2 separate regions of the Homo sapiens genome follow, and region 2 is linked to region 1. A link is a contact called in ENCODE Hi-C data. All regions are on one chromosome and are shown on one strand. The core of a region is the stretch at or near the end of the contact, and the rest is flanking DNA. Distances in the headings are between cores, read along the strand shown. Region 1 has its middle 180 kb from the start of LINC01235. Region 2 has its middle 240 kb from the start of LINC00583.

Region 1 (5,876 bases), core at 1,229-3,728:
TAAAAATTAAAAAAACAAAAACAAAAATGAAATCAAAGGAATTAGAAGAAAATCTGACTCATATTTTTTGGACTTTATTTGATTTTTAAAAGTTAGGTAATTATTAATATAGAAATTAACTTAGTAACTGATCTCCAGTGGGGGTCTTTGTAGTTCATAATATTTTTATAAATTATATGAATTTGGCTAAGTGCATGTATACATGTCATCCAAATATAAACTGTATCACATTTTTAGATGCCCCAAGTGATAGTGAAATGACTATGCTCAAAGTGAATACAATAGTCCATAGGTGCATCACACCCTTCCCCAACACCCTTCTTGCTTGAATTCATCCCTCTAAAGTGAAGTAATTGAAGTTCCAAAAAAAATATTTAAATTGTAAATTTCCTGTAGATTATCAAAAACGCAGAAACTCAAGCTGTCTCACAAGTACTGGTGGGTCAGTTATATTTCAACCAAATGTTGTCTTGTGGCATGTCTCATTATTGACTACAGTTGGATTTGCCTCTAGAAGTCAGATACAGAAAATGCTTTGAACTGTACTATTCATGGCCTAGATTTCAGTGAGAGGATATGAATATTCGTACCTGGCATGAAATTCCCTTCATGTTCTTTTCCTCTTCTCACCACTTTTTAAAGTCATTAGAATGTCAGGTAAGTCTGTTTTCTCTTGGCATTTCAAAGGGCAACAGTCAATTTTCTTTCAGGTGGGACTTTTTTCTTTTTTTCTACTTGGTTTTGTGTTGTATTAACTGTATTTTGCTGGAAGTGTTTTCATGCTGGTGCAAATCTAGACAAAGAAAACTTTTATGCAAAATAAACAAAATAGAATGTACTGAGCCAGGATTTCTTTGCAGGACACGTTCCTTAGGCTACTTCTGAGAGGTTATTTATGGATGGCTGTTTATCCCCTGGAGCCTGACTTCATTTCTTGGTGAAGTGAAACGTCTCTGTGTTTAGTACATTGCTCTGCCACCCCTGGGAATGGCTGGATGTCAAATATTTACTCCTGTGGGATCGAACAGAAATCAGAGATGCACAGAGAAAATAGAAGTCAAATGCGGCGTCCTTGAGAATTGGCAAAAATTCAAAGGAAATGGATTTTAAAAGAAAATATTTAAAAATAAAGTGATAGCATAGTGTAACTTTCTTTATTGGAATGAGGGAAAACCCACTAAAATATAAAGCTACTTCAAGCAGAAGAGTATTTTCATCTTATTGCTTTCTTAGTGACCACACCCATCTCATTTTCTTACCTGGCTCAGTACCAGGCCCAGAGGGAGAGGTTTTAAATTTTTATTTTTTTTAATTGAAAACGGATGCTGCACCTTGTTTTTCAAGCCTGCATTTTTCATCAGAAAGAAAAAAAAAAGAACACCTCGCCAAGTATTAGTTTGTTACCTATGCAACCACATAAAACCTAGGAATCAAAACTTGGCATTCAGCTTTATAGACAGTCACACTGGAAAAATCAAGAAAGTCCCAAATAAGTTTGTTGTCTTCCCAGGACATCTCATTTCAAATTGTGTGTCTGATTCTCTCATCCATCTTCTCTACAGAGTTTCTTTTGGCGTTATATTTCCTGTATTGTCAGAAACGAAGCTACATTTAAAAGGTTAAATCAAATAAACCCAGCTACAAAAGGGTTTATAAAATAATCATAGTTGTGAACAGCAAGGAAAGAGGACAACCACTAAAACCATAAAGGGAATCCTTCATGGATGGCCGTGCTTTAAAGTTCACATGAGCTATGTAACATTAGATGCTTTTAAAATTCAGAGGACAAAGTACAGGCATGTTTGTGCATTTCTCTTTCATTTGACAAGTTTTTTTTAGTTAGGTCTGGACCAGATACTCTCTGCTGCTTGCACATGTGTAATTGAGGAGTTTGCTTTGGTAATGTTTTCCACTTTCAAACTTGTGTACTATCAAGAGGTAAGAACAATCCCACCTCCTTCTAAACCCCAAAGTGACACCAAATTCCGGCTTGATCTCCTCAGTGTCAGAACCAGCATCCATTTGAAATATTGTCCAAGCAACTTACTGGTATCTTGGGAAGCTGTTAATCACAGACTGCCCTGCCTTCTGTGAAACTGACAGCATTTGGAAGGCTGCTGGGCACACTAAATTTAAAAGTAAATGTTTGGCAGCTTCAGCCGTCCTCAAGTTTGGCAAGGAGAGTATAATCAACAAAGGGGCATTACTTTTAATTGTATTTAAAAATATAAGTCCCTGCAGTATCCAGAGCTGTGTGCTCTGAGAGGCCCTTGTGCTGTTTGCCCCTTTGCACCAGGGGGGATGCAGTTTATACAAGCAGGCTTTGTTTTAATTAGTGCAGCAAGCAGCCTCCCTCCCCACCTCCTCCTTTCAATGCTTCCAGTTTACAATTGTCCATAACCCCCTCAGCTAAAAATTGTTACCAAGAAAAATTCCACAGAAACCAAAAGAAAAGGGCCAGCAGAGACTGTGCTTTTAAAGAGCTTTTCCAGACTGACTCGGCAGAGCTGTCTGCAGGGAGTGAGTCGCTGAGCTATTATTACTCCAATGGGTTTCAGCTCCGGGGATGTCCCCCAAGGTTAACAAGATAGTTCCGTTAAAAATAACATTAAATTCTTCTCCCTACCCCTTCCCCCAAAAGGGGAAAAACAACAACATGCCCACCTTTTAATAACATTAAGGATCTGGTTTAAAGTGACAAAAGCCAGAAAATTCTAATTTAAGGGGGTTAGAATTCTATCTCCAAGCCACGTCTTTGAGGACGAATAAAATCCAGACTTAATGAGGTGAGTTAAGGATAAAGTGCCAGCTTTAACCCAGCATTACAGAGCTTTTGTGCCTCCTGAGGCAGGCTCTTCTGAATGTTGAAGCAGTAGATAGCAAAAATTAGTGTTTAAAAGAGAAACAACTTAAGGTGGGATGAGAAGCACATTGTATGAAATCGTAGTCTTGGACAAACGTTGTTTTACGTTTAGCAAAGAAAAGCACTTGGTTCTTGCGCGCTGATCAAAACCTTTGTCATCTGATTAGTTGTGCGAAGGATTTTTTTGTGCTGCATCTTTTTCCTTTTGATTTTCAACATTGCACACACCCACAAATTCAAGTCTTCATTTTCATTGAAATCATGTTGAACAATCACTCCTTTTATTCTTTAATTAAAAAAAGAGATGCTCAGGAGGGAAGATTTTGTAAAGTATTTGAAATTCATGCTTTGTTGGACCACTGGATTATAAAAGCTGTGAAGGTGTCATTAGAGACTTCGCATAATCAGTGACTGGGTATAGATCAATATCACTCACTCATTTCCAGGACAGAGACTGGTTTGCGACCTGTGTTCACAGTTTCCTTCAAGGTATACAACCATGTGGAGAAAGGACTTCTCAAATTAGGATTTTAAACTGAAGTATTTTCAGGTTAAAATGTTTACAGTCTTAAACTACTTTGATTCCATTATATTTGTGCATATTTTTAAAATATAAAATTTAAGCGTTTTTGAGAAGAAATACTATGTACTCGTGTGATATCAAATAAGCCTCATTTATTCACTTGGAAAATGAATATAATTTTTAGGCAATTATCAGTGTAATTTTTTTCTCCCTATTAAAAAAGAAAATTTCTGTTTCTTGTTTGCCTCTTTCTAACTTGTTTGTTGTAAACATCTCAAACTGACCTTTTAAACTCTAATTTTATGCTGAAATGAATATTTCCATTACTCCCAACACTGATATATCCATGGAGCTAAAGGAAAAAAGCCCATTTCCTACATATTAGTTAGAGAAAATTAAAAAAAAAATCTATTTCTATCAGTGGGTGAGGGGACATCATGGTTTTTGCAACAACCATGTTTGGTAAAATATGATAACCAGAGTTCTCCAAAGCTGGATGTATATCCACAAGTAGCAAGCTGCTCCACTGTGGTCCTGTCATAAACAAAGTATTGTGCTGTGCTCTCTGGGCTCCAGTAGCGATTTGACTTAGAAATTTTGTATAACCTTGTTTTTCTCATGTGAAGATGATGGCACTAATCAAGGATAGCAGTATTTTCACTTTAGGCAGTTTTTTGGTGTGTTATTAGAATGGATTTTACAAAGTCATCTATAGCATTTTGATATCTAGTCTCTTCACAGCGCATTTTAAATGGTGGCCAGGTGGCTGGGATTAAAGGCCCGTTATGTGGCCAGAGGAGAGAAATCAACAGGCCCACACAAGAACTAGACCTCTAACACCTGACTTCATGGGTGCCATTACTTTAAGAACTAAGCAGCTTTATTGATAAGAAACATACTGCTATCTTACCTTTTGAGGAAACGGTCCCATCCTGAAGTGCTGGAAGTTCGTAAGGGGGGTATTAAGTGTGTGGTTTAGGGGGAGGGCGGGGTGGGCTTCAACATCTGGCACTACCACTTCACTAGCTGTGTGACCTAGGTAGGGCTGGATATTTATTACTCCTTTCTTTTCAGCTTCATTTTTGTCACGTATAAAACAAAAATAAGGTCAACCTTATAAAGTAGGGTTACATAAAATAATAAAAACTTATTTATTAGGGTGACTGAGAAAAGTACTCAATAATGGTAGCTATGATTATTGTTATTACCATTTGGTCTGGCGTATTCTCCCATATTTTTTGTCACCCTAATTTTAAGGTTTTAAATTCCCTAAGAAATTTTGGAAGGTTTAAAGGCAGAAGTGGCCTGAAGAAACTGGTTATTCCTGTTTTTTTTTTGGTGAAGTCTCAACCCATTCAAGAGATCCTTCAGGCATCCTGATGAGGAAGGTGAAAGCGTCCTGTTTGGAAGCTGCAAATTTCCAAAGGAGTCTGAGAAGTCTTGAGTCTGAGAAGTCATCTCTGACCGTAAAGAAGGGATGGTTGTGGGTGCCACATGGAGAGGGGAGATCCTGGCCATGGCTAGCTTCACACTTACATTGGGCCTTTTTTTGTTCCATTTATGACCGAATAATAAACTTTGATTTTTTTAAAAAACTGAATGTTGTTCAAATACTGGTTCCAAGGACAGCAGAACAAAGGAGGTCTTGGGAAACTGGGTTTGGACTCTGTATCTTCCATGACTGACTAAATGACTTTGGGCTCCGATGACTGGATGCAGTCAGGGTAACTGGAAATAAGATATTTTCCAGAGGCTGGTGGCTGGCCATTCTCCAAGTGCTGTCACCCCAGATAACCACCTCCATTTCTTCCTTTCCAAAATCAAAGAGCCAAGATAGCTTGGATAAAGATTAAGCATAGCTGTGTGACCCTAGGCACATCACGTAACCTCTTTGCTTTTTCTTAGAAAATGAGGTTAACAATGGTCAGCTTTCTGAAGACACAGGTGTTAAAATGAAAACCACTTTAACGTCTTTTTTGGTGAAAACTATAACAAAAATGAAATGAGGTCTGTATCTTTCTTGCTATAGTCAAGATGATGGATAAAAATATGTTTTTTTCAGTTCACTTATCCTATTAACAAATGTTAAATTACAGTGTTATTCTATTAGTAATTTAGGCACATAGAGAAAATGAGGCTATAGTTTAACACAGAGTTTCCTTCCTCCAAGACACAGTGCAATCAAACTCACTGAAATGAACAGAATCATTCTCAGTCTACATGTTGGGCCTATGAGTACATAAACAGATATGATTCGATCCTGCTGAGAATTAAATTTCTAAAAGAATTGCGAGGGAAACATTGATTGAGATAATGGTTGCACTTTTCACTATTGACATGAAAGGTTTTAGTCTTAATAATTTTGAAAGTATTTCCCTAAGGGTTCTGTTTTCCAAAACAGTCCTTTATGCATTTGTCATTCTCAAGTTCACCTAATCCTGCGCTTCATAATGAGAGTTCCATGGAACTCCAGTTCTGAAGAATGTTAAA
Region 2 (5,876 bases), core at 2,116-4,615, 81 kb after region 1:
TGGGTCGGGGGAGGGCATGCCACTGTGGCAGAGATTACTAACCCCAGTTGGCAGGTACTCATTGGGGTCCCCTGTTCTTTCCATTTATTTAGAAGGCAGAATAGGGAGCAGCAGAGACATATCCTTCAAGGAAATATGCTCAGTGATAGCATGGCAAGTTTTTCCAGCCCAGTTTCCAGAATTAGAAAAACTACTCACACACCATCCAACTGAGACAGTAGTAGATATGAAAAGGCTTCTTCAGTTAAGCAGATATATATTTAAGTCCATAAAGAACATATATACAAAGTGCCAGGCCCTGTACCAGAGACTAGAGCACCAGGGACAAACAGGACAGACAGCTTTTGATCTCTACCTGAGGGCTGCACAAAGTGCTCTGGGTCAGCACTGGGACTTAGCCATCTCCTTCTGTATTAGTCCATTTTCACACTGATGATAAAGACATACCCAAGACTGGGCAATTTACAAAAGAAAAAGGTTTAATTGGAGTTACAGTTCCATGTGGCTGGGGAAGCCTCACAATCATGGCAGAAGGCAAGGAGGAGCAAGTCACATCTTACATGGATGGCAGCAACCAAAAAGAGCTTGTGCAGGAAAACGCCCCCTTATAATAACCATCAGATCTTGTGATACTTACTGTCATGAGAACAGCATGAAAAAGAACTGCTCCCATGATTCAATTACCTCCCATCAGGTCCCTCCCACAATACGTGTGAATTCAAGATGAGATTTGAGTGGGAATACAGCCAAACCATATCTCCTTTTTTTGGAACAAGTCCTTTCCTTCAGTCAATAACTACATCCTGATTACCTACTATGCTCCAGAAACCCTATTAGGCTCTCTGCAGGGTACAAATAGCTACAGTCTTATCCTCAAACAATATTCAGAATAGCTGTGGAGCCAAGATACACAGAGTCACATGAAAAGATAAGTTAATAATGAAAGGAACTGGTACTTTCTGGCACTCTGGAATGTTCTATGTCTTGATCTAGGTGGTGCTTACACAGGTATCTACATATGTAAAAATTCAATCTACATATTTAAGATTTCTGTACATTTTAAGATTAAAAAGTAAGGCAAGGAATTATTTGTTTTACATGTATATATATCCTCATACAATTCCAAAAATGATTTGAACCTTTTTACAAAGATATGCACAATTACCAGATTGTAAAATAAATAAGGGAGAAAACTGGAGGAAAGAAAAATAAAGACAGGAAATAAAAATAAGCCAAAGTTAATGCTATTACTGCACCCAAGCACCGCCCCCCCAACCCCCGCCAAATACATGACATTAAGTGTCACTTGTTACTTGTGGTGGGCTACAATTCTGGCTCTGAGTCTATGAAAAGAGGGAGATGCCGGGCGCGGTGGCTCACACCTGTAATCCCAGCACTTTGGGAGGCCGAGGTGGGTGGATCACAAGGTCAGGAGATCGAGACCATCCTGGCTAACACAGTGAAACCCCGTCTCTACTAAAAAAAATACAAAAAATTAGCCGGGCATGGTGGTGGATGCCTGTAGTCCCAGCTACTCGGGAGGCTGAGGCAGGAGAATGGCGTGAACCTGGGAGGTGGAGCTTGCAGTGAGCCGAGATCGTGCCACTGCCCTCCAGCCTGGGCTACAGAGCGAGACTCTGTCTCAGAAAAAAAAAAGAGGGAGACATGACTCATGATGATCACAAGATAAAAACAAAATAGCAGCTCAGGAGAAGGCCACCTATTCTTGGTTTTGAGGACTGAGAGACATTTTTCCCCACGGGCCTGCATGAAAAAGACACTGTAAAATATATCAAATCATGTCCCCAATAACATCCATACAATATATTTCACAGTGCTTTTTGCTGGGTTGTTTCTCATAAAGTTTTTTTTTTTTTTTTTAATGTGGGATAGTGGTATAATAGCAGACCACAGTTCAACAAAAGCAATTATACAGGGACTAAAAGGACACAGGCCAGAATATGAAGTGTTATTTGAGTAAAATAGATATTCTCTTAGTTTCAAAGCAGGGGAGTAGAGATGCAATGTAGAGAAATTGAGAAAGCCTTCATTGAAAAGGAGATATTCAGCTGGACCTTGAACAAACATCGGAAGATATCAGATAAACTAACAGGAATGAAGAGGTCACTCAAAGAGGGACAGGTGCAACCAAGAGGTGGAAGAAAGAATATGAAAGAAAATAAGTCATCCAGGCTGGTTTATAATGAAAAAATGGGCAAGAAGACTGAGAAGGTAAGTTGAGACCAGACATTGGAGGTACCATAGGTCAGGCTAAGCAGTTAATTCATCATCTTAGAGATAAACGGTAGAGGGGAGCTGAAGTATTTCAGGCTTCTGGACAGAATAGTATTATGATAAAAGCTATTAATATTTAGGAAGATTCCTCTGACTGTCTTTGGCCAAATAAATTAGAAAAGCAAGTTTTGGGGGGGGTGGGGTGCAAAACAAAAAAGAAAAATTAGAAAAGCAAGAAGGACCCAAGTTAGAAAGCTCTTCCCTAAATTCTCTAGACAATGCCTCTGTGATAGAACTTAGAGGTATCCTATATTTACCTGCACACAGGTTAAGACTGGCTGAAGGTAATTGTTTCTAAGGCCACAATGAAGCCACACCCATAACCACCAGTTAGTTGCCTCTCCTGAGCCATGGTTTAAATTTAGGCTGTGGTTTGAAACAACAACAAAAAACAGCTAAAGAAACCAAGGAGGAAGTTTTGGATCTTTCTCAAAGCAACATGGAAAAGAAGGGAGAGATGGAAAACAAAATATTTTGGAAGGGAGTGGAAAAGATGACCTACTCATGGCACTAAAGGCATACAGGGCAAAGGAATGTGTATGTCTAGAACCAAAGAGCAGGGCTGCTTCTCTGGCGTCTCCAGGGGAAAGGAAAGATGTTATGCAAACCTGTATGAAAGGGGAATCACTTCCTCACATGGCTCAGGCTGTTGTTTACCAGAGTAACATTCGGGCTCCAACTGTCCTTTCTTATAGAGAAAGGCTGTCTCCTGCTGTTTGTGGATCCAAGGCCTGCTGAAAGCTGTTTAGAAGTGCATACCACTCCATGTGCAGCTCCTTCATTCCTTTGCTGTGTTTGCATGCCTCACCGAGCATATTCACTGTCCTATGCCTTGCACAAAACCCTCACGTTCCTTTTTGGAATGCCTCTGTGTCTCTGTGTGTACTTGAATCTCCAGGCCAATGAACATGAGCTTCCTCCTTCTCAGCACCTGAGGAAAGTTTAAACAAATGTAAAGGCATAAAAACCTTTCTTCTGTCCTGATCTAGTTGACTAATAATGTATATATTGTTTTCTGTTTTTGAAAAAACAAGAAAAAAAAAATCTCTCCCTGCCTTTGGAAAAAAGCATGACAAGAGGCTCCACCTGCTGGCCTAGGGGCTTCCAGAAGTTTCAGACCTATTATCTCAGATTGGAAATAACATCCATTCCTACTCTTCCCATTGGTAGTTTTGAAATATAGTGCCATGTCATAGTGTCCATGGACATCACTTGGTTTATGCAGTTCTCCAGCTATTCAAACAGTCTGTAAGCCAAATACTTCTGGTGCCATGAAAAGAGCATTAGACTAAGAGTCAAAAACTCTACAACTCCACCACTTACTATGACAATGACATTGGGAAAATGCTTTTCTCTAATTTTTCAGGTTTTTTTCAACTGTACAACGGGAATTACAAGCCTTTTCCTCTCCATCTTACAGGTTGGTGTTGAGAATCAAATTGAGAACATTAAGGACATGAACAACTTTGTAACTGAAACACCCTGTAGGAACAAACAAGAGCCATGGCTTTTAGCCTAGTGGAGCTTTGCTGTGAAGAACTTTAGGAAATCTCTTCTTGAAAGAAACTTTTCATGTTAGGGTAATTTCTACAAGGTCTTGGATCTTTGCTGACAGAAGGAAATTCTTCAAGTTGCATCCTTAATGTGATTTGCTCTCAATTCATCCTTAGATTGTGATGTTCCTCTACCTCTCCCAGTGTGGGAGTTGGTGGGGATGAAGAAGCCAGGAACTTTGGTAATAAATCAACCCAGAGGGCAGTTCTCCCTCTAAACTTCACATCTCACGTAAGGTAAATGATGAAAAAAAGCCCTTTCGCTTACTTTTGTAATTGGCCCTTTTCCATCCTACTAGCCACATAAATAAGTGGACTGGAAGGGCACCTAGAGATAACATAAAGCAATTCTCACACATGAAGGGCATGGTCTGAGCCTAAGGGACTCATGCAAAGTTAGCCAGCTAGCCAACTGGGCTTACACAGTTTTCAAGCTCACAGATGTCTAGGTCTAAACTTAGCAGAACTTATGAGACTCTGAGTAGCTCTGAGATCGTTACTCACCTTCCTATGACTTTGTTTACTCATTTAAAAATAGATATGGAAAATGATCCTACCTCAAAGGGCCCTAGGGTAGTGTGGGCACAAAAAGTACCTTGCCAAGTTATGACTCTTTATAAATGCGTTTAATTATTATCATTTAATTAGAATTTAGAAGTCTGTATTAAAGCCTAAGTTTTAGGATAGTTTTACATAAATGCAATTAGCTTATTTATATGCATTATGTAAAAAATATATTCATATATATTATAAATACCATATATTATAGAACATATGATATAGATAACATAATATATAACCCATATATATCATATTATAAATATATGTTATATAATATATAATGCATATAATTGTATGCACGTGTATTATAAAATTTTATAGACACTGAAGATATGATTACTATTATGAATATTCTGCTAAAAATTTGAAATAGGAAGCATCTAAATTATTTAAACATTTTAATTAATAAATTTCATTTTGTAGAGCAGTTTTAGGTTCACAGCAAAATTGAGCACAAAGTACAGGGTTTGCATTTACCCTGTCTCCACACTCACACAACTTCCCCTACTGTTACTCTCCTCATAGCACCATCATAATACATTTGTTATGATTGATGAGCCTACATTGACTCATCATCACCCAAAGTCCATGGTTTATATTAGAATTCACTGTTGGTATTGCTCATTCTGTGGGTTTTTGACAACTGTAGAATGACATGTATCTACCATTTTAGTAGCATATCGGATAGTTTCATTGTCCTAAAAATCTGCTGTGCTCTGCCTATTTATCTCTTCCTTCCTCCTAACCTGTGACAACTGCTGATCTTGTTACTGTTTCCAAAGTTTTGCTCTTTCCAAAATTTCATATAGTTGGAATCATACAGTATATGGTCTTTCCAGATTAGTTTCTTTCACTTAGTAATAATCATTTAAGTTTTCTCCATGTCTTTTCAAGGCTTGAAAACTCAATCTTTTTGGTGCATAATATGTCATTGTCTAGATGTACCATCATTTATTGATCTACTCACATACTAAAGGACATCTTGGTTGCTTCCAGCTTTTGACAATTATGAATAAATCTGTTATAATCATCTTGTGCAGGTTTTTGTATGGACAAATCTTTAATTGATTTGGATAAATATCAAGGAGCAAAATTGCTGCATCATGTGGTAAAAGCATGTTTAGTTCTGTAAAATACTGCCAAACTCTCTTTCTAGGTAGCTGTACCATTTTGCATTCCCACCATCAATGAATGCACATTCCTGTTGCTCCACATCTTCACCAGCATTTGATGTTGTCAGTGTTTTGAATTTTGGCCATTCTATTGGGTGTGTATCTCATTGATGTTTTAATCTGCAATTCTCTAATAATAAATGATATTAAGCATCTTTTCACATGCTTACTTACCATCTGTATATCTTCTTCCGTGAGGTGGCTTTTCAGGTCTTTTGCCCATTTTTATTTGGGTTGCTTACTTTCTTATTGTTGAGTTTTAAGAGTTCTTTGTGTATTTTGGATAATAGTCCTT

The links. A loop is a pair of places that touch in the nucleus more often than their neighbours do. Pooled maps may share reads with other maps.
Region 2: a map of heart left ventricle shows a loop between it and region 1 (2.2-fold over the local background). The contact joins two enhancer-like sites. A Hi-C loop is called at or near these places in 6 of 168 maps with a recorded cell type or tissue (Right ventricle myocardium inferior, heart left ventricle, heart right ventricle and 1 more) and 5 of 50 pooled maps.

The regions. Positions count from the first base shown.
Region 1 is chr9:13,605,858-13,611,733 of GRCh38, forward strand. No RefSeq gene overlaps it. Among named protein-coding and RNA genes, the nearest start is that of LINC01235, 180 kb to the left of the region's middle. Within about 2 kb of position 2,479, at least 5 of the 41 ENCODE cell types and tissues checked have a DNase peak (open chromatin) inside an H3K27ac peak, as active enhancers do.
Region 2 is chr9:13,685,811-13,691,686 of GRCh38, forward strand. No RefSeq gene overlaps it. Among named protein-coding and RNA genes, the nearest start is that of LINC00583, 240 kb to the right of the region's middle. RefSeq lists an enhancer at 2,716-3,256. Within about 2 kb of position 3,366, at least 4 of the 41 ENCODE cell types and tissues checked have a DNase peak (open chromatin) inside an H3K27ac peak, as active enhancers do.